Regions from separate parts of the Homo sapiens genome. Here region 1 is linked to region 2. Evidence: chromatin loops called from intact Hi-C (ENCODE). Cell type or tissue: transverse colon. All regions are shown on one strand. Region 1 overlaps LOC101928004 (a long non-coding RNA gene). Region 2 overlaps RREB1 (ras responsive element binding protein 1).

What was found. Peaks named below come from ENCODE experiments on the same cell type or tissue, not always from the same donor. Only the 100,000 strongest peaks of a DNase experiment are listed, where the experiment ranks them.
Region 1: a loop joins it to region 2, with 4 times the contacts of the local background. A loop is called at or near these places in 19 of 110 quality-filtered maps.

The regions. Positions count from the first base shown.
Region 1 is chr6:6,716,924-6,719,423 of GRCh38, forward strand. The region is part of intron 2 of LOC101928004 (a long non-coding RNA gene); the gene reads right to left. LOC101928047 (a long non-coding RNA gene) reads left to right here. Exons shown (of 6, transcript XR_001743949.2): 4 at 887-1,005. Among named protein-coding and RNA genes, the nearest start is that of LY86-AS1, 95 kb to the left of the region's middle. In transverse colon, no CTCF peak of the experiment used is centred here; a DNase peak (open chromatin) is centred at 1,258; H3K27ac peaks cover 736 bases.
Region 2 is chr6:7,226,483-7,228,982 of GRCh38, forward strand. RREB1 (ras responsive element binding protein 1) reads left to right here. Exons shown (of 13, transcript NM_001003699.4): 9 at 1-174. Among named protein-coding and RNA genes, the nearest start is that of SSR1, 85 kb to the right of the region's middle. In transverse colon, no CTCF peak of the experiment used is centred here; no DNase peak of the experiment used is centred here.

The DNA of each region.
Region 1 (2,500 bases), 510 kb before region 2:
CTCCCCCTCTGAACCCCATGCTTCGAAGGCCCTCCTTCAGAGCTGGCCGAGTATCAGCTCTGGAATTCTTGCTGGGTTCAGCGTTTCCTTTGTCTCTTGGGCCAGTCTTCAGGTTCCGACAAGTGGGTGAATTTTCCCTAAATTTTCATGTAACACAAAAGGAACTTCTGTGCTAAAGAACTTTGTGGGGGGTGTGGTTTCTTGCTTGTGGCTTGGGTCCTGTCACTTATGTCCCTCTGCTGAGCTGTGCTAGAGGAAGGATTGAGAACCCCTGCTACAGTCACAAGCCTGGAGGAGACGTGGGTGAGCAGAGGTGCCCCGGGGCCCCACTCAGGACACCTGAGTGCCAACACCAGACCTGCTACCCTGGGCTCTTGTGCCTCATTCCCATCACTGTGGGGAAATACAAAAGGGCAAGGGGTAGGGGCACAGCTTGGTCTAGGATCAGGATTTCTCAAACTCAGAACTACTGATATCTTCGGACAGAAGATTCTTTGTTGCAGGGATTGTCCTGTGCATTGTAGGATGTTTAGCAACATCTGTGGCCTCTACTCTCCTACAGTTATGAGAATCAAAAATGCCTACAGACATTGCTACATGTCCCCCAAATGGGGCACCCAGCCCCCAGTTGAGACTCCTGGTATAGACCTACGCTGTGTAATCCAGAAGCCACATGTAGTCATTAAGCATGTGACTAGTCCAAATTGAGATGTGCTTTAAGTATAAATGTACACTGGATTTCAAACATTAAAGAACAAAAGAATGTAAAGTAACCATGAATATTAATATATTACATTTCGTTTTATATCATTTGTTATAATACTATTTTTTCATACATCAAGTAGATTAAAATGTATTAATTTATTTCTTTTTTTTTTTTTTTAAGCTTTTGATAATGTGGCTACTTAAAACAACTGAAATAACACATGTGGTCCCATTGTGGCCACATTAGATTTCTACTGGCCAGCGTGGGACTAGACTCAGGCTAAGGTCCTCCCAACTCAGGTAAGTCCCAATTCTGTGAGTTACTACTGCAGGAATAAGAAATCATTTTCCAGCACTATCTGCAGATAGCTGAGGCGTAACAGAGTGTGGACACAGAATCCCATCAGAACATTTCCCAAGTGTTTGAAACTCTCTCTTCCATAGTAAACTAAGCAAAACCTGCAGCATCAGCGTTTAGAGGCTACACCCTACTCCATCCCACAGAGGAAGCAGCCCCAACTGTCAACATCCTGTTCTGGCAAGCCCAGGGATGCAATAGGCCCTGGAAAACCCCATGCAGAGGCCCGGGGAAGCCAGTCTCACTGTGGAAACTTTCCACTCCTAGCTACCCATAAGTAAGAGAGCCTGGGACCTGTACTTCTCTAGCCAGGAGAGCCAGCTTCTCATGGGAACTGGTGGAGTGCTTCATGATTTACTATCTTTCCACACACATCACCCTTTCTTCATTCCTGCAACTGTCATGCAGCTGTGAACTAAGATGTCTCCATTTTATATGTGGCCAGTAGAAATTTTGCTCCAGAAACTCAATCACAAGAAATATTCATTTCTTTTTTTTTCTTTGAGAAAGTTTTGCTCTTGTTGCCCTGGCTGCAGTGCAATGGCATGATCTCAGCTCACTGCAACCTCCACCTCCCAGGTTCAAGCGATTCTCCTCCCTCAGCCTCCCCAGTAGCTGGGATTACAGGCACCCGCCACCATGCCTGGCTAATTTTTGTATTTTTAATAGAGACGGGGTTTCACCACGTTGGCCAGGCTGGTCTCGAACTCCTAAACTCACCCGATCTGCCCGCCTTGGCCTCCCAAAGTGCTGGGATTATTGCCAGTGGGCCACTGGCCCCCTGTGCCTGGCCCATTTCTTCATATTGATTGAATTAAATGAATTCTAAGCCCAGATGCCACTAGAGTGGTCAGAAATTCAACCTCAGCCCTTTCTCCACTGTCCTGTCTCATCCCAGCTCCTAAAGTTGTTCCAAAGGCAAAGGTCCATGACTGTGAGCAAAGGAGAACATGCATGGTGGCTTCTCTGGTTTTCCTCCCTGGTCATCCTTACTAGATCATTGTCTTGGCCCACCTGGTACCTTAAAGAGATCTGTGTGCTGCTCACAGGATGCACCACCCCTTTCCGAGGCTTGGCCACCTCTGGGAGCTGTGACTGACAATCCAGGACTCGAGTTCCTAGCGACCCCCCTGAATTCCCAACCCGACTCTCCCCTAGCCACGGAAAGCAACCTGTCTTGTCTCTGCTGGGCAGCTAGCTCTCCTTGAAAACCAAACCAAACCAAACCAAAAGCACCAGCCCTCAATGGCCTTGTCCTCTCACCCCCCCATCCTTAGGCACGAGCTAGCGTGATCTCCTGTATGACTTTAAGCTTTCAAAATAAAATCCATGAGGGAAAATCTGCTTAAGTCCTACATCACAAACCTCCTAAGCAAGATGAGGAGCTCGAAGGCTGGGCAGCTTTCTGGGAATGGAGGCATGAAAGACCACAACAGA
Region 2 (2,500 bases):
GTCACCTTTCGAACACATCGAGGACTGCTGCGTCACAACGCGCTTGTCCACAAACAACTTCCCAGGGATGCAATGGGCAGACCTTTCATACAGAACAACCCTTCAATTCCTGCTGGCTTCCACGACTTAGGATTCACGGACTTCTCCTGTAGGAAGTTTCCTCGCATTTCTCAGGTATTCTGATCAGCCCATGGAAGCAACCAGCAACTGCCTTCCATGGTCCACACAGTTAGACCATGGGAACTTCCTCTCCTCAGGGTTTCTTTCCTTAAAATGTCGGTTGGGCTTTGTCTTTTTTTGTAACACCTTTTTTCTTAAAATTATTGTTGGCCCTTTCGGTCTCCCTTGGGTTGTTGGGTTGAGAAGGCTGCATAGGCTTGTTTGGGGTTGAATATCCTATGAACTGTGCATCAGTCTAGCTCTTCTGTGCCTTTTGTCCGTTCTTGGGTCTTTGAGGTTTAAGTTGTCAGTTGTAGACCAGGCCCCAGTGGCTCACACCTGTAACGCCAGCACTTTGTGAGGCCAAGGCAGGAAGATCATTTGAGGTCAGGAGGTTGAGACCTGCCTGGACAGCACAGCAAGACTTTATCTCTACAAAAAATTTAAAAATTAGCCAGGCGTGGTGGTGTGCACCTAGTAGTCCCAGCTACTTGGGAGGCTGAGGTGGGAGGATCACTTGAGCCCAGGAGGTTGAGGCTGCATTGAGCCATGATCGTGCCACTGCACTCCAGCGTGGGTGGCAGAGAGAGATTGCCTCAAAAATAAAATAAAATTTTAGGGCCGGGCGTGGTGGCTCATGCCTCTAATCCCAGAACTTTGGGAGGCCAAGGCAGTCGGATCATGAGGTCAGGAGTTCAAGACCAGCCTGACCAACATGGTGAAACCCTGTCTACACTAAAAATACAAAAATTAGCCAGGCGTGGTAGCATGCACCTGTAATCCCAGCTACTCGGGAGGCTGAGGCAGAAGAATCGCTTGAACCCGGGAGGCTGAGGTTGCAGTGAGTCGAGATCGCGCCACTGCACTCCAGCCTGGGCAACAGAGCGAGACTCCGTCTAAGAAAAAAAAAATTTTTTTTTTAAATAAAATAAAAGTGGTGAATTGTAAAACACCCCAGTCCTATGATAATCGGAATTCGTGGGATTTTAAAAAAAAATCTTTCTTTACTATCTGCATTGCAGCTAAATATTCCAGCGTTGTGGTTTCTATTAAAAACAATTTGGGTCATTATTGACCTGAATAAGAAAAGAGCCATATATATTCACTGCTAATAAAGCACCTGCTAAAACTACTTTGAAACTGGCTGGGCACAATGGCTCATACCTGTAACTCCAGCACTTTGGGAGGCCAAGGCAAGTGGAACACTTGAGGCCAGGAGTTCAAGACCAGCCTGGCCAACACAGTGAAACCCCGTCTCTACTAAAAGTATAAAAAATTAGCTGGGCATAGTGGCACATGCCTATAATCCCAGCTGCTGGGGAGGCTGAGGCATGACAATCTCTTGAACCCGGGAGGTGGAGGTCGCAGTGAACCCAGATCATGCCTGGGTGACAGAGCGAGACTCAGTCTCAAAAATAAATAAATAAAACTAAAACTGCCTTGAAATTATTTTTTTCCCCATTTTAAAAAGTTGAGATAGAAGGTATCAACAGTGTTGTTGTTCAAGTGTACAAGGTACAAACTCAATGGATTGTTCCATATACACACACCCATGTGTGTGCACCCCCCAGGAGACATTCCTCATAGACCCTCCTAGGCAGCATCCCCCTTCCACAATCATAGAGGGGTAGGGTAGCTGATTCTCCAACATCTCTGGACCTCAGTTTTGCAAGGCACCCACTTTTACAAAGAGAATTAATTCTACCCTTGTGGTATTGTTACTTAACTATACTTCAGAATCTCTAGTGAGATACCCTGTGGGTTGATATCAGTTATCACGCAAACATGATTCTTAAGATGCTTTGTGGATTTCCTTATTCAGTCCAGTGTGTTAGCAAGCAGGAGAAGGTCAACTTTTTTTTTTTTTTTTTTTTTTTTTTAAGGCAGAGTCTTGTTCTGTTGCCCAGGCTAAAGTGCAGTGTGGCATAATCATGTGTCACTTCAGACTCAACCTCCTTAAGCTCAGGTGCTTTTCCTGCCTTAGCCTCCCAATAGCTAGGACACAGGCATGTACCACCACATCTGGCTAATTTTCTTATTTTTTTTTATAGAGACAAGGTCTTGCTATGTTGCCCAGGCTAGTCACAAACTCCTGGCCTCAAGTGATCCTCCCGCCTCAGTCTCTGGAGTAGCTGGGACTAGAGGCATGAGCCAACACACCTGGCTAATTTTTTTTTATTTTTTGTAGAGATACGGGATCTTGCTATATTGCCCAGGCTGGGAACTCTTTATGTTATGGGGAAAGGCTGTGTACTGGGATAAATGTACAACAAATACTTTGTGCATCTCCGTTTAGTGATTATTTTTTCAATCTTCACATGTGTTCCCTTGCTTTTACCGG